Regions from separate parts of the Homo sapiens genome. Here region 2 is linked to region 1. The links are chromatin loops, found by intact Hi-C in ENCODE. Cell type or tissue: endothelial cell of umbilical vein. All regions are shown on one strand. Links, peaks and the distances in the headings refer to the core of each region. The heading gives the core; the rest is flanking DNA. Region 1 overlaps AFF4 (ALF transcription elongation factor 4). Region 2 holds the start of CCNI2 (cyclin I family member 2).

Region 1 (8,000 bases), core at 1-8,000:
GACTAGAACACAAGAACTCAGAGGTATCCCACTGGCTGTTGTTGCTGAAAGTCTGAAAGCCCAGAGGATACTTTTTCCATTTCTAAGACATCACTGCAAATTAAGGAATCCAAGTCAGAAAAATCAGAGAAGGACAAGACATAACATGTATTTGATTAACAACCATTATTTCTTACTAAATAACTATCATGATCATTGAGAAGTTGTCCTCTTATGGAAAACTGTTCCTAGAACACACTAAGATTAAGTTAGAAAGATATCAGAGGCAATTTCTCCAAGAGAAACAGGTTAAATTCAACATAATTTGTACATCTCAATCTTCAATGACATCTAAAAACAATCTGAGGTACAAAACAGTTAAGAAGCTCTATAAATATGAGGCCACAGGGACAATGAAAGTTCACTAACTTCAGAAATAAGTGTAAAAAAGTCTCAAACACAAAGGATTCACTGCACTACTGGACTTGAAACTTTTCTATCCCTTCTTTCCCCTTTCCTATTTCAAGCCTTAGCAATCATCTACAAATAGTAGGATAATCTTTTTTTCTGACTGAATGGATTCATTTTTGGAATGGGGAGAGGGACAAACTATTTTTCAAAGCAGCATTACCCAACTGGTTAGACTAAGTCATGTACCAAAGCAATAGCTTTTCTGAAAGAACTAATCTTTATATGACCCTAAAGAAAGATTTAAAATGAAAGAATTGAACATTATTATTGTAGAAGACCAATCATGTATGGACGATCTGGTCCTAGTGTAAAACTTCATTTGTAAACAATCCATAGAGTCTTCATTTAAAGGTAAGATTTAAGGCACACCAAACATGATAGGGGCATGAAAAATAAAGTATAGAGGGTACATTTCTTATCTTAGACTTCTATATGCACCTTGTAGCAAAAGGTACTTTGATATACAACTCTTACAGAGCCAGCTTCTTTAAGCTCTACCCCTGGCTCCACTCCCTGTCCCAAGAGCTCACACTGAATCAAGTTAGGTACACTTTTCTAGTGTGAAATTTTCTGATTCCATCAGAAACATACATCATTGAAGAGGGCCTTCATAATGCAAAAGGAGTAAACAGAAGATAGGTTTAAAAAGGAGAAATTCATCATCTCTACATCAGGCATTAGAACTGTAAGCTGTATAGCAAAAGCACACACCGAAGCTCCAGCCTATTTCTGTATCAGTCATTGCATGCTCATATCAGAGCATCACAATCCAGTATGAGGGGGAAAAATCTGAAAAATAACTCTAACTATCAAAGATAATCAATTAAAGACACACAGGCGGCAATCCTCAGGAGTTGGATCATCCTTTTTTCCACAGTAACTTATTCTGTTTCGATTAAGTGTCAAATGATTAGCAACAAAAAATAACATATGGTTTTAATAAAATCCGTAACGTTCAGGATTGTCCTTTTATGAAACCCTTCAACATGAAATGCTTCTTCTAGAAAGTTTGTCCTCCCTCTTTTGTAATGCATTAAATGCAAGCTATAGTCACTGTGTGATTGCTGTAGTGTTATTAACACACATTCACAGTTTTTGAAATAATGCATACCAAATCAGACACATTTCATAGTACATACATGTAGAATGCCATTTTCTCATATTTAAGTGATTTTTTCATGTGTAGAAGAATATCCTTAATACTAACTGTAAATTCCACAATAATAAAATTGGAGTTAAGATTTCAAATATCAGGTCAGGTAGCAGGTGTAGAAAGAATATGTCCTTATTTTAGACGAACCAATTCTTACTCTTAGAACAGCTACCACAAAAAGATATTAGGTAATAAAGCTCCCAAGGTATATAAATAAAAATGTCTACATTAAATTTATGCTAAATATTCAACAGAGTAAATTTATAGGCAGAAATAACTAAGTCTTAAACTAGCCCCAATCTGGGAACTTAAAAAAATTAAAATAAATAAAATTTCAATTCATTAGTTATGAATTGCAACTGGAATTTCAATCTTATCATAGCTCACGGAAACCATCTTATCAATGTGCTGCAGATTTAAAAGCATTTAAATAATCTTTCACATTGGAAATATTAAAGGGCCAACTGACATGATCGCTTTGGATTATCAAAAACAACAACACATGAACCAACGAGGAGAAAACTATTCCTCATTCTTAGTGTCGACTAGGTGGTATGTTATGGCAGTTTTCCTTCGTGATGTGACACAGTGTTGTGGAGAAAATCAGAGGCAACGAGAATGTGTTCAGTTCAAGATATCAACTTGGCATCCTGGCGAAGCCAGTGCAGTCCCTGCCGGGTATAACGAACTAGATCTGTCATGATGCTTGCATTAAAGATGAGAGGGCCCATTACTTTATCCAGTTCAGCAAAGAATTCTAGAAAACCAAAAACATTCATTAAATGATATATACTCTTTTGAATCACTGCTTTAAAACTATGAGTAGAGATTATAAAACAGCATTCATAAACTCAAAAAATACCTCCTCCTACACTAAAATGCTTACTGTCCATGTTTTAGAGCAAATCATTCCATAGTCTCTCAAGTTACATTTGTTCCCTAAGTCATGCAACATTTTAAACAGAATGTATGGTCAGAAATTAAGTGTTATATATAAGCAGGATTCCATGAATGGAAATGATAAATTGCTATTATGCAGTAGATATTATTAAAATGAAGATTTAATGCCATAATGTGCTACTGATTACTCAAAACATTTTGTGCATTGCTTTTGTATAAGAAGCAAGTGACACAAAAAGGAGGACATTCTTTGCCTGTTTCCTGTAACAGCCTCTGTGAGGTTAGACACTTAAGATTATATCAAACTTTCGGCTACCATCATATGCCATGAACCAACTGATAACTAAATCCCATGTTTTTATTTATTTTCATTTATTTTTAGACAGTCTCCCTGTCGCCCAGGCTGGAGTGCAGTGGCGCGATCTCGGTTCACTGCAACCCTGGTCTCCTGGGTTCAAGCGATTCTGCTGCCTCAGCCAAATATAAAATACAAAAAAGTTTTTTTTTTTTTTTTTTAGTAGAGATGGGGTTTCACCATGTTGGCCAGGCTGGTCTCGAACTCCTGACCTTGGGTGATCCACTCGCCTTGGCTTCCCGAAGTGCTGAGATTACAAGGTGTGAGCCACCACACCCGGCCACAAATTATGTTTTTATAAATACAGCTTTATGTTGAATGTTGGGATTCCTAGCCTGGGCAACATAATGAGACCTTATCTCTACAAAAAGTAGAAAAATTAGCCAGGTGTGGTGGCACACATCTGTAGTCCCAGCTACTCAGGAGGCTGAGGCACGAGGATCACTTGAGCCCAAGAGGTAGATGCTGCAGTGAACTGTGACTGTGCCACAGCCTGGGCAGCCTGGGTGACAGAGTAAAACCCTGTCTCAAAAAAAAAAAAAAAAAAGTTGGGATTCCACTTTTACCTTTCACCATTGCCTCTCTTTAGGGATAGGAATCTTTCATTTTCATCTGATTACCTGTTCACGCTGTAAGTATTTAAATGTACTCTGTGACAAAATGACACTTGATTGGCTAATGTAGTGTTTCTCTGTAAAGGATCTGCCTAAAGAGAAGCTGCATGCACATATTTGCTAATAACATCTACTAAATAAAATGGTGGTTATACAGTACTTTCCACTAAGGTCTTCAAAGACTTTATAATTCTCCATGTCCTTGGTTTGGGAAATAATAAACTTTTAAAGGGCAAAGCCTCAAACAACCTAATTTTAAAGAATGTTAAGAATTCTGGCCGGACGTGGTGGCTCACACCTGTAATCCCAGCACTTTGGGAGGCTGAGATGGGCAGATCACGAGGTCAGCAGTTCAAGACCAGCCTGGTTCACATGGTGAAACCCCATCTCTACTAAAAATACAAAAATTAGCCGGGCATGGTGGCGGGCACCTGTAATCCCAGCTACTCAGGAGGCTGAGCAGGAGAATCACTTGAAACCGGAAGGTGGAAGCTGCAGTGAGTCGAGATCGTGCCACTGTGCTCCAGCCTGGGCAACAAAAGCGAAACTCCATCTCAAAAAAAAAAAAAAAAAAATTTCTATTCATTCCCTAGTCTCCTTTATTTCACAGGTTTCTTCCAATATACCTAAAAATCCAGTATGAGCATGCTTTCTTATACATTAACCTTCTCAGATGTACAGATGTTTGGATGTAATCTTATGCCTATTGCCAAATTTACTGTTAACCATCCTAGGGTAGGACATATATTTTATTACTTTTATGGTATGAGCTGCATTTAATGTGCCAGAATATAAGCACATTTGTCTTAGTCCAAGAACTATTTTCAGTTTAGTTTTGTCACCAGAATCATGAGAGGTATCTTTTGACCAAATTCAGTTTCATTTATTGTTTAACTGCTAAGCAATGAAGACTATTAACAAACAGATTATCATTAACTCTAAATAATAAAACTAAATACAGACTAAACGCTTACTTAACTAAATTATAAAAGTTCCTTCTAACAATTCCATCCCTTGAAGTTTATCCAGAAACCTACCTACCTTTTTGCTCTTTGGAAAGCTGTTCAGCTTGGTCCCAAATTTCGGTGGCATAGAGGAAGTTGGATGTGACCTGAACATAGCTGGCTGCCATCTGGTGGATCTTCTGTGGAATGGTCACTGAAGAACCACTTGCAGAAGCACTACTGGCCCCAGATGAATAATTTCCTGAATTGCCTGGTGACAGCTTTGGAGAAACAGGGGAAGGCATCCCCACAGCTTTGCTACACAACAGAAATAGGAAGCTTGTTCATATGGACATGGTAAGCATTATAAAATCAAGTACTACTAGCTCTTTCTACATGAAAGCATTTAAAATGTAAAGATTCTCTTAAACTAGATGGGTTTTCAGAGAGCTACAATTTCTTCTAAATAAGTACTATAATCTTGTAATTCATAATCTTGTTATCTTAGAATCTGTAGCCTTTGTTTTAATGAATAACAACAAAACAAGAGATGGACAATAACTGAAGAAGTCATGTACCTTGTTACAGTTCAAAGACTTAAAAGCCAGATCCCCTCACTCTCTGCTCAACACTTTCCATCTGTTCGGGCATATAATTACATATTTTTTATACTGTTTTGTAGAAAGTTTGGTGGAATTCACATTTAACCTAAAAAACTGTGGTAGAAGATGGGAACATCTTTTATTGAACTCCACAATTTCTGACACTTTCCTAGTTTAACCAAATTACTCAGAGGTAACAAAGAGGTACAGCTCTCTCAAGCAACTGTAATCACCCCAAGCTTCCTGCCAATTAAATATTTCTTAGAAAACATACATGTTGAAATCTGGCAGGTTCATTTCAGGAGTATTAAAATTTGTGAAATGTTCAAGACTATGATCACACACTAAAAGAAAGGAAAAATCAAAAGTTGGGGTAAAAATAAACTTGTGTATACACATATATACATATTTTGGAGACACTCATGCTCTGTCACCCAAGCTGGAGTGCAGTGGCATGACCTCGACTTACTGCAACCTCCACGCCTCCCTGGTTCCAATGATTCTCCTGCCTCAGCCTCCAGAGTAGCTAGGATTACAGGCGCGCACGACACCACACCCGGCTAATTTTTGTATTTTTAGCACAGATGGGGTTTCACCATGTTGGCCAGGCTGGTCTTGAACTCCTGACCTTGTGATCTGCCCACCTCGGCCTCTCAAAGTGCTGGGATTACAGGCGTGAGCTACCATGCCCGGCTTGTTTGTATTTTTATCTGCACTTTTAGCATTATAAACTTATGTAAGAAAATACACACAGGACAAAGAATGTCAATTCTTATAAACATAATAACTGAACAGATACAATTTAAAAGGTTCCATGGTGTTTTTTATCCTTTGGGAGATAGGTGGGATGAAAGTGACGTGGAGATGAAGGAGAAATCACAATCATGTCATTGTTACTAAATTCTGGCAGTGCCAAGATCTGACTAAAGATAAGCCTGCTGTGATAAGTCCAAGTAACTATGGAAATCAAACTGTGAAAAGGGTTGAGTGCTAGTAAAAACTCAGATTTCTTAACAGGTGAAACGTCTCATATCTAATCTTTATGATTATGTTCATTTATATTTTCAATTCCTAAAAAATACAGAGAAAAAATTATAACTTCTAAAAATATTTTATCAGAGATGGTTTTACTTATTTAAAAAGTAGTCATCTTTCCATTTTTGGAAATTGGACCATACTCATTTCACTTTTATTGCCACAATAATATTTTACATAATAAAATTTTACCTACCTTCCCAAGCCAGGCGATGGTGCTTGAGAATTATTATAAGAATTCTGTGGAAAAAGTAAAATGTACTTAACAACAACAAAAACCACCACTACTTTAAGAAGTTCTAAATATATTTAAAAGCTTTGGGCAAGAGCTCATCGTGAGCAGCTGTAAATATTTAAGACACCAAAATACGTGTGTGTGTGTGTGTGTGTGTGTGTGTAAAAGTACAAAAGAAATAAATTATTAGGTGAGAGCTGGGTGTTCTGGAAGACTTCACAGAAGAGGCAAGGAAATAATGAGTAACACATGGATAAAGGGAAGGGGGATACATCCCAGCTACTCCCAGCTACCTGGGAGTAGCTGCAGTGAGCCATGATCGTTTTTTTTAAAAAACTCCCTCTTAAAAAAGGGGTGGGTGGGTGGGTGGGTGGGGAGAGGGGAGAGATGAATCATACTATGCACAAAGGCTGCAGAAAAGACAGTGTATGTGCCCCATGCAGTTTGCCTAAAGCAGAGGTTTAGACAAGGAACAAGAGACCCCTTGGGGCCAGGGTAAGGAGTTTAAACTTGACCCAGCAGGCAACTACTGAAGGGTTCCAAGTCATAATCAGAGGCAGATTTTAGGAGGATTTATGTGGTACTGGCCTGAAGAAACATAGGAAAATCTTTTAGGAAACTAAGATAGTAGTCAGAAAAGGATGGCATGAAAACAAAAGACTTTTTGTTTGTTTTTGAGACAGAGTCTCTCTCTCTGTCACCAGGCTGGAGTGCAGTGGCATGACCTCGGCTCACTGCAGCCTCCGCCTCCAGGGTTCAAGCGATTCTCCTGCCTCAGCCTCCCAAGTAGCTGGGACTACAGGCGTGTGGCACCATGCCTGGCTAATTTTTGTATATTTAGTAGAGATGGGGTTTCACCATGTTGGCCAAGATGGTCTCAATCTCTTGACCTCGTGATCTGCCTGCCTCAGCCTCCCAAAGTGCTGAGATTACAGGCGTGAGCCACCGAACCCGGCCGAAAACAAAAGATCATTTAAAAAGTAAATACAGCCGCTGCACATGGCTATAAGAGTTCTACAATCAGATACACGTAGATTAAAAAACTCAAAGAAACCTCAAACTTATTTGAAAAGTCCCAAACAGTAGCTCCTCCCCTGGTGTGTTTTGCATAAACATGAGGGCAGTTCTCAGATGGGGATGGGAGACTACAAATTCTGTCTCCTAGGAAACGGACCTTGTGCTTTTGCATACTTACCTTCAGGTGCTCTGTCAGTGTCTTTGAGTACTTCAGAGCATTTTCCTTCTTCAGTTTGAACAGCCTCAGGTACAGCAAAGACTCGCATCGCAGGCTAGCCAATGGAAAAGGGCGGCTTATTTACCAGGACAGCAAACTCTGGCCAGATTTGCACAGACAGCCTTTGCATTGTGCAGGAGACTGGCTCATGTGACCATGGCATAGGCCACAACATTAACCGTTAGGCAAAACCAACAGATGTGTTCTTATTGTGGTACACATCCTAGGGAGGGGAAGATGGCTAAGAAGCCTAGGACTAGGCTCTCATTATTTGCTGACATTCCAAAATCCAAACCTTATCCATAGGACACCAACATGTCATGAAGTTTTAAAAATTACGAAGGGGTAGAATTTCCAAACCAAAGTGTAAACAATCTAAAATTAAAAAACAAAAACTAGGAAACTGAACTGCAAATATTACAAACCACAACATAGCTTATAAAGACCGTGCAGGATCATCCCTGCCTATCTCTCCAGT
Region 2 (9,554 bases), core at 1,555-9,554, 140 kb before region 1:
TTTTTTATTATGAAAAAGTGTCAGATTTTGTCAGATGCTTTTTCTGATATAATGTGTTTATGTCCTTTATCAGATACATATTGATTTTTAGATGTTAAAACCAACCTTGTTTTCTTTTCTGGCTCTCTCTCTGTCTCTCTGTCTCTCTCTCTGTCTCTCTCTCTTTCTTGGTTAGAGCATCAGGGTGATACTTGCCTCACAGAATAAGCTGAGGATAGGGAGCGATAGGGAGCAAGTTCTTCTTAGAAGGGCACTAATTCCATCCCAAGGGTCCCACCCTCATGATGTCTGAGAGCCCTAATTTCCTCCCAAAGGCCTCATCTCTAAATACCATCACATTGCAGGTTAGGGTTTCAAAATATGAATTTGCAACAGGGTGTGGTAGTTCACTACTGTAATCCCAGCACTTTGGGAGGCTAAGACGGGAGGAACACTTGAGGTTAGGAGTTCAAGGCCAGCCTGGCCAACATGGCTAAACCCTGTCTCTACTAAAAATACAAAAATTAGCCGGGCATGGTGGCATGTGCCTGTAGTCCCAACTACTCGAGAGGCTGAGGCAGGAGAATCTCTTGAACCCAAGAGGTGGAGCTTTCAGTGAGCCGAGATGGCATCACTGCACTCCAGCCTGGACGACAGAACAAGACTCCGTCTCAAAAACAAAAAACAAACAAAAAAAAAATATGAATTTGGGAGGGACACAAACATTCCGTCCATAACACAGCCCTAGCAGACTTAATACAATTATTTAGCCCATTCACATTTAATGTTATTATTGATAATATTAGATTTAAGTCTCCCATTTTGCTTTTTGTTTTCCCTTCCTTCCTCCCTCCCTCTTTCCCTTCCACCCTTCCTTCCTTCCTTCCTTCCCTCCCTCCATCCCTCCTTTCTTCCTTCCTTCCTTCCCTCCCTCCCTCCCTCCATCCCTCCTTTCTTCCTTCCTTCCCTCCCTCCCTCCATCCCTCCTTTCTTCCTTCCTTTTTTGAGATGGGGCCTCACTCTGTTACCCAGGCTGGAGTGCAATGATACAAACAAGGCTCACTGCAGCCTCAACTTCCTGGGCTCAAGCCTCAAGCCATCCTCCTGCCTCAGCCTCCTAAGTAGCTCGGACCACAGGTGTGTGCCACCACACCCTGCTTTTTCTTTTTTTTGGTAGAGACGCGGTCTCTCTATGCTGCCCAGGCTGGTCTCAAACAGCTGGGCTCAAGCAGTCCTCCCTCCTCAGCCTCCCAAAGTGGTGGGATTGCAGGAGTGAGCCACCATGCCCAGCCTGCTTTTTGTTTTTTAATACGTCATATTGTCTTTCTGTTCCTCTGTTCCTCCTTCAATGGTTTTTCATTATGTGAATCTTTTATAGTTTAACATTTGAATTTCTTTAATTATTGGTTTACTATTTTTTAAAGTTATTTTCTTGGCAGGCCCAGTGGCTCATGCCTGTAATCCCAGCACTCTGGGAGACAGAGGCAGGTGAATCGCTTGACGTCAGGAGTTCGAGACCAGCCTTGCCAACATGGAAAAACCCCATTTCTACAAATAACAGAAAAATTAGCCAGACACAGTGGCGTACACCTGTAATCCCAGCTACTCAGGAGGCTGCGGCAGGAGAGTCGCTTGAACCCAGGAGGCGGAGGTTGCAGTGAGCCAAGATCGCACCATTGCACTCCAGCCTGGGCAACAGAGCAAGACTTCGTCTCAAAAAAAAAAAAAAAAAAAAAAAAGGCCGGGCACAGTGGATCATGCCTGTAATCCCAACACTTTGGGAGGCCAAAGTGGGCGGATCACAAGGTCAGGAGTCTGAGACGAGCTTGGCCAATATGGTGAAACCCCGTCTCTACTAAAAATACAAAATTAGCTGGGCATGGTGGTGGGCTCCTGTAGTCCCAGCTACTTGGGAGGCTGAGGCAGGAGAATCGCTTGAACCCGGGAGGCAGAGGTTGCAGTGAGCTGAGATCACGTCACTGCACTCCAGCCTGGGTGACAGAGTGAAACTGCGTCTCAAAAAAAAAAAAAAAAAAAAAAAAAAGCTCTAGGGCTTCCAATATAGATCTTATCAGAATCTATAATACTTCAGAGTTATAATAATTGAATTCCAGTGACATATATAAATGTAACTCCCGTATAGCTCTATTCCCTCCTCCTCTTTTTGTGCTATTATTGTTATATGGATTACATTTACATGTTATAAACCAAACAATACTTTGTTATAACTTTATGTTATAAAATTTTATGTATTTTAAATCTTCCAAAGTAGCCGAGAGAAGAAAACAGAGCCAAGTTTATATTTATAATTTGTAATATTAATCTTCTTATTATTTCTCGTTCTCTTCCTTGTTTCCTGTGGATTCAAGCTACCATCTGGTGTTATTAGCATTTTATATGATTCCATTTTCTCTCCTTTCTTAGTGCATATGAATTATACTTTTTAAAAACTTTTTTTGCTGGTTGCCCTAGAGTTGGCAATATACATTTATAACTAATTCAAGTCCACTTTCAAGTAACATTATACTGCTTTCCAGGTAATGCAGGTAACTTAAAACAAAGTATTCTTAATTCTTCCCTCTCATGGCTAGTATCATTATTGTCATTCATTCAACTTATCCATAACCTACAATCATCAAATACATTATTATTATTTTGAATAAATGATTATTAGATCAATTAGGAATAAGAAAAACAAAAGTTTTATTTTACTTTCACTTATTCCTTAAAGTTCTTTCTTTATGTCGAAATTTATGACCTATATCATTTTCCTTCTCTCTGAAAAATTTCTTTTAACATTTCTTGCAAAGCAGGTCTACTGGTGAGAAATACCTTCAATTTTGTTTGTAAAAGTATTTCTCTTTCACTTCTGAAGGATAATTTCACTGAATACAGAATTCTAGGATGGTGGGGGTTTTCTCTCAAAATTTTAAATATTTCACCCCACTCTCTTCTTGCTTGCATGATTTCCGAAGACAAGTCCAATGTGATTCTTATCCTTATCCCACCTTATCTTATTTCCACCTCATCCTACCCAGCTCCTGCTCCCAGCTTTGCTTGCTCTTTCTTTCTTTCTTTCTTTCTTTTTTCTTTTCTTTTCTTTTTTTTGAGATGGAGTCTCCCTCTGTCACCCAGGCTGGAGTGCAGTGGCATGATCTCAGTTTACTGCAACCTCCACCTCTTGGATTCAAGCGATTCTTGTGCCTCAGCCTCCTGAGTAGCGGGGACTACAGACATGTGCCACCACACCTGGCTAATTTTGTATTTTTAGTAGAGACAGGGTTTCACCATATTGGCCAGGCTGGTCTTGAACTCCTGACCTCAAGTGATCCGCCCACCTCAGCCTCCCAAAGTGCTGAGATTACAGGCCAGCTTCTTTTGAGATTTTTTTTTTTTAATCTTGATTTCCTGCAGGCTTTTTTCAACTTTTATTTTAGATTCTGGTATATTGTGCAATGCTGATATTTGGGGTATGAATGATCCTGTCACCCAGGTACTGAGCACAGTACCCCATAGTTATCCAACCCTTGTCCCCTCCTTCCCTCCCCGCTCTGGTAGCCTCCAGTGTCTACTGTTGCCATCTTTACGTCCATGTGTACTCAATGCTCGCTTAAAAGTGAGAGCATGTAGTATATAATTTTCTGTTCCTGTGTTCATTTGCTTGGAATAATAGCTTCCAACTTCATCCATGTTTGCTACAAAGGACATGATTTCATTCTTTTTAATGACTACATAGTATTCCATATTGTATATGTACCACATTTTCTTTATCCAGTCGATCACTGAAGGGCACCTAGGTTGACTCCATGTCTTTGCTACTGTGACTAGTACTGTGATGAACATGCAAATGTATGTGTCTTTATGGTAGAACAATTTATTTTCCTTTTGCGTATATACCCAGTAAAGGGACTGCTGGGTTGAATAGTACTGTTTTAAGTTGTTTGAGAAATCTCTAAACTGCTTTCAACAGTGACTGAACTAATTTACATTACCACCAGCAGTGTATAAGCATTCCCTTTTCCCTGCAGCCTCACCAGCGTCTGTTGGTTTTTGACTTTTTAATAGTAGCCATTCTGATTGGTGTGAGATGCATTACTCTGATGATTAGTGATGTGGAGCATTTTTTCATGTTTGTTGACCACTTGTATATCTCCCTTTGAGAAGTCTATTCATGTCTTTTTGCCTGTTTTTTGATGGGGTTGTTTTTTGCTTGTTTAATTAAATTCCTTACAGATTCTGGATATTAAGACCTTTGTCGAATGCTTACTTTGCTAATACTTTTCTCCCACTCTATAGGTTGTCTGCTGACTCTGTTGATAGTTTCTTTTGATTTTCTACGGTTTAAATAGGAATGTCTAGGTGTAGTTCTTGGCATTTATCTTGCTTAATGTTCTCAGAGCTTCCTAGAATTGTGGTTTGGTGTTTGGCATTAATTTGGAAATATTCATTCTCAGTCGTTATTGTTTCAAATATTTCTTCTGTTCCTCTCTTTCTTGTCCTTCTGGTATTCCCATATATTTTTAATATACATTTAATGTAATGAATTTTTTAAACAAAATATAACTTAGGAGCCAGGTGTGGTGGTGTGCACCTGTAAGTCTCAGCTACTTGAGAAGCTGAGGTTGAGGGTAGCTTGAGTCCAGGAGTTTGAGGTTGTAGTGTGCTGCGATCACACCTGAGAATAGCCACTGCACTCCAGCTTGGGCAACATAGCAAGATCCACCCCTAAAATTTATGTATGTATGTGTATACATATATATGATTTGTATGATTTTCCTTATTATACGTTTATAGCTATATATGTATGTATAGATACATAAACATATATGTATATGAATGAATCACCTTGTGAGGGAGGTATTATCACTTTTTTTTTCGGAGAAGAGGTAGCCAAGGCTCTGAGAGGTCACGACACATGCATGAGATCACACAGCGCGTCTGGAATTCCATTTCAAGCCTGTCTGAGGAGGGCGCTCTCGCTGCTTCTTTACCTGGTCTTGTGTCCCCAAGTGTGTAATGTGAGGTAAGACCCAGGGTCTGTGTCCGGGAGTCCTGGCCCAAGGCGGGCGCAGTCTCCAGCCGCCCCACCCCTGGCTGGGGGCTCTGCTCAGGGAGCACGGCCGGCAGGGGGGAGGAGGCGTGCGCTAGGCAGCAGCGGGGATGGAGGGAAGGGAGGGGGTCCGCCACCCGCCTGTGCGCGCCCAGTCCTGCCGCATCCTGGGTGCGCGCCGCCCACCCGCGGGGCGAGTGCCCAGGAGGCGAGGCGCGGCCCGGTGCGCCAGAGGTAGCTCCACCGCGAGCGTTGTGGGTGGGGCCCGCCGAGCCCGCCTCCCCACCTCCCCCGGCGGCGCCCCAGGCTGCAGTGTTCCGGGAGCTGGGTTATAAAATGCCGGGTTAAGCGGCAACTCAGACTCAGGATCCCGCTCACGACATGGCCTCGGGCGCTCAGCTCCCGCCGCAGCCGTCGAGCTCAGAGGTCAGCGCCGTCCAGAGCCCAGGCGGGCGTCCCGGCGCCGGTCTGGAGGAAACAGCCCTGGGCGTTCCTCTCCCGCCGTCTCCGGGGGAGGCCCCTCTGCCCCGAAGCAACCGGAGCAGGTGCCCTGGGACCCGCCAGCCCGGAGCGGCCTCCCTCCACGCGGCGTCCGCAGCAGTCCCCGTGCGGCCCCGGCGCGGTACGGCGCCAGCCGGGAAAACCGCAGACGCGGTCCCCGCCGCCGCCCCAGAGCAAGCTCCGCGGCCGGCTCCACAGTCCCGCAAGCCGCGCAACCTGGAAGGCGACCTGGACGAGCGCCGGCTGCTCTGCCACTTGCAGCTGGCCCAGGACCGCGAGGCGCGCCTGTGGCGGGGCGGCAAACCCCAGGTACCCGTCGCTGCCGCGTGGCCCTCCTCGCGCGTGCACGGCAGGCGGATGTGGCCTCCACCTGCACCCGCGCTCGGGTGTTCTGAAACTGGAGGCCGGGCCCTTCCCCAGGTGTGGCCCCTCACGAGAGGCACGAGGCTGGATCCACCAGCTTCTCTCTAGGAGGGCGTCTTGCTAGCAGGGCCTTCGGAAGAGGGCCTGTTTGAATCAAGGAACTCAGCCTACGACGAAAAGTGGGCGCGAGGGGTGGGGGTGATGGGTGAGCCGCTGCGCCGGGGGGCGCTTACTCCCAGCGGGCATGCAGAGGAAGGGACTTCTCACTGCCCCACCCCCCGCACCTTAAGCAGGAGGCTCCTGCTGCTGGGGGACCAGGAGTGGCCGCTAGCGACCTTCCTCGCCCCACCTGCTCTTCTTCCTAGCAGGATGAAATCTGCGACGCCTTCGAGGAAGTCGTGCTGTGGCTCCTGCGGCTTCAGAACACCTTTTACTTCTCCCAGTCCACTTTTAACCTGGCCCTCACCATCTTTGGCCGCCTCCTGATTTCAGTGAAGGTAGGGAGGCCTCTGAGGGACGGTGGCAGATGGTGAGAGAAGAAACTAACCTTTGCTCCCCATTCCTGCTTGAGAGGTGAGGGTTTCCAGATGCTCAAAACCAAGGTGTATAAACTAACTTGCTCCGAGTGGAAGAGCTGGTGTTGGAACCTCTCCACATCCTACACTGGCTGTCTCAGGGTCATGTAGTCATCAGGATTGGACTTGGGGAGCGTGAGAGGACCTAGCTGGGAAAGGGCTTCCTGTGTAATGAGGTAGGATGTGCTTGTCTCGACCTGTCGAGGGCAGCTTGAGGCTAGGATGAGACTGGGTTCCCTGAGAAGGTGCCATATTTCCCACCTCCAGTCAGTCCCGAAATGAAGGAATACTGCCCAGTCATCTGCAGTTCTGAAATCAGGAGCATCTTCGTTGGTCAGATCTAAAAACGGCACTAACATTCTGTCTTGTGGAGAAATTGAGCCTTTTAAAAATGGGAAAAAAAAGCTTATTAAAACAAACGGCTGGGCGCAATGGCTCACGCCTGTAATCCCAGCAATTTGGGAGGCCAAGGGGTGTGGATCACTTGAGGTCAGGAGTTGGAGACCATCCTGGCCAGCATGGTGAAACCCTGTCTCTACTAAAAATACAAAAATTAGCCAGGTGTGGTGGCCCGCCCCTATAGTCCTAGCTACTCAGGAGGCTGTGACAGGAGAATCGCTCAAAATCAGGAGGTGGAGGTTGCAGTGAGCCAAGATCATGCCACTGCACTCCAGCCTGGGCAACAGAGTGAGACTCCATGTCAAAAAAGTGTATAAAAGAAAACAAACACAGATGCTTTTCAGTTTGTTTCTGGCATTCATATTCTGCTCAAATGTGTTTGTTCCATACTGCAGGTAAAAGAGAAATACCTGCATTGCGCCACAATTACTTCCTTGAGGCTCGCTGCAAAAGTTAATGAAGAAGAGGAGGTATGCATCCTTGGAAGTCCACACTGGGCTGCACTTGAGGTATAGGGGTGTAACATTGGAGGACTCCAGTTTCCTGATAGGTCTGTGCCCTTAGGTATGGTGGATGTTTTGAAAAAGTCACCAACTTGCCGGCATCTCTGCTATCCCTTCCATCGGCTTGTCAGGCTTTGAGACCCCACAAATGAACAAGTAGAGCAGCTGAACTGTCCTGGCCCACCAAACCTAGAGACCTGAACTCTTGACAGATACATCTGGCCTCACTGGTTGATGACAGATGCTACCTCTCTCTAAACAGGGGCATCTGCTGTTGAGCAAGGAAAAAGGCCTCCCAAACCATGTGACTTAACATCCACCCCAAGCAATTATGTCTAAGAAAGCTGCTTGAGACTTGAGGACTTGGCTGTGTCAATGAAGCTGGTCCTTGGGAACTCTGGGACCCCTGAGAGGGACAGGAGGGCCATGTGCTGGGGGTAAAGTACAAGGGGCCCATGAGCATTTCAGGCATGGCTGGATGGCTGAATTTCACTGTGGCATCTGTTCAGGAGGAGATCATCTCCTAATACCCTTTCCAAGCTTTCCTACCTCCCTCCAACTTCTCCCAGTTTGGGGATGGTGAAATCACTGCCATTGCCACGGGGGTCACCCTTAGCTGATCTCTGGGTCTGAGGAGGCAGGGAAGAAGTTGTGTGTCCAGTTCCAAACCTTCAATAAAAATGTTTTAAACTCCTGTTTATTAGAATAGAATTAATGCCCAAGTTGCTTTTGTCCAACTAAAAATCAAGTGACCCTTTTTCTGGAGGTTATAGTAATACTTCTGTTTATCTAAAAACATAGGATCAAGCCTTTAATGTACTTGGTACTCAAATGTTTACTCATAGACAAGCCTCATTAGTCCCTCTGTGGGAAAAGCCATAGTTTTTCCAGAACTGAACCACCTTCAATCAAGGTTGAAGGAAATGTGTTTGCAGTTGCGATGCTAAAAAACCCATAGGAGGTTTTATCAATGTGTCTGGTACAGACTAGGAAGCTCAAAAGCATAGTTTTTTTCTCTATGCCCAGTACCCACGGTAGGGATCAGGAATAGGGAGAGGCAGAACCCATGGCTCCTGGAAAGCTTGGGGTGAGTTCTTGCAGCTGAACAGGGGAGATGGCACAGCCCCAGCCTCCAAAGCACCTTTGGGTATGAGCTAGCATGCAGCTGGGGGATCAAGACCCGGTTTCAGAGGGGGACCATGTGATGTTCACTACATAACTACCTGAGGATTTGACAGATAGCCAAGATCTGGTTTAGTATTTCTTTCAGAAGCATTTTCTGTGGCAGGCCACAGGAAGACAACTCCACTAAGGTCATGAATGCCCAGTCCCCATGGGTAAGAAAACAAAAGCTACTATGACATGATGTAGGGCTTTGGCCTCTTTATTTTCTTTTTACAGTTTATTCCACAAGTAAAAGACTTCACAAAGCACTATGGCTCTGACTATTCCCCGAATGAGCTGCTGAGGATGGAGCTGGCTATTCTGGACAGACTGCACTGGGACCTCTATATTGGGACGCCGCTGGACTTCTTGACTATAGTGAGTAAGGAGGTGTTTACAGAGTCTACCCTAAACTCGTTTGTGCCTTTGGAACAGCTGTTTACAACATGGGATGGCAAAGCACAGGCGTGCACACGCCCTTGCACATGCACCACAGTGAGGTGACGCACAAGGCTCATGACATACGGAAGAGTGAAAAGGTATCTTAAATCCAACACAGTTCCACCAGACTCCCACTTCTAAAGGACATTAAATTAACTTTACAAAGATTTTTAGACGGCACTATTATGGTGAGTTTCTCTTTTAAATACACACTGCAAAAATATTTAACTTTCCATTCTATGAATACTGTACATAAATATCTGTCTGCTTTTGCTACACTTTACACACATTCACTTAGCTGTCTTTATTCACCTACACACAATCCTTATTGAAGCTTTAGACCATATTGATCTGGCACTTAAAAAAATATCATACATTAGTTTGTATTTGTTTTAGTTGGGGGAATGATGGTCATCCTTAAGGATATGATTCTGTTAGTAAGGCAAAATTATGCAATGTGGAAATCTCATGGGGTTTTGGTTTGTTATGAAGCATGAAGATTAAATTACTAAAGACTGTTTCATTACGAAAACTGGCCACCGTTGCCAAGTTGCAGAGTTTCGTCTTATGATAAGCAGA

What was found. A loop is a pair of places that touch in the nucleus more often than their neighbours do. Peaks named below come from ENCODE experiments on the same cell type or tissue, not always from the same donor. Only the 100,000 strongest peaks of a DNase experiment are listed, where the experiment ranks them.
Region 2: a loop joins it to region 1, with 2.8 times the contacts of the local background. A loop is called at or near these places in 4 of 110 quality-filtered maps.

What each region holds. Positions count from the first base shown.
Region 1 is chr5:132,878,827-132,886,826 of GRCh38, forward strand. It overlaps AFF4 (ALF transcription elongation factor 4), which reads right to left. Exons shown (of 21, transcript NM_014423.4): 18 at 7,484-7,577; 19 at 6,250-6,293; 20 at 4,514-4,734; 21 at 1-2,360. The coding sequence ends at 2,233. Among named protein-coding and RNA genes, the nearest start is that of LEAP2, 9.2 kb to the left of the region's middle. In endothelial cell of umbilical vein, for the core only: a CTCF peak has its summit at 4,604 (motif pointing left); a DNase peak (open chromatin) is centred at 4,685.
Region 2 is chr5:132,742,086-132,751,639 of GRCh38, forward strand. CCNI2 (cyclin I family member 2) reads left to right here and starts at 5,341. Exons shown (of 6, transcript NM_001039780.4): 1 at 5,341-5,839; 2 at 6,262-6,390; 3 at 7,263-7,337; 4 at 8,772-8,912. The coding sequence starts at 5,411. It overlaps SEPTIN8 (septin 8), which reads right to left. Exons shown (of 10, transcript NM_001098811.2): 10 at 8,734-9,554. RefSeq lists an enhancer at 4,824-4,903 and silencers at 4,994-5,413, 5,424-5,493, 5,514-5,703. In endothelial cell of umbilical vein, for the core only: a CTCF peak has its summit at 4,958; a DNase peak (open chromatin) is centred at 4,956; H3K4me3 peaks cover 683 bases.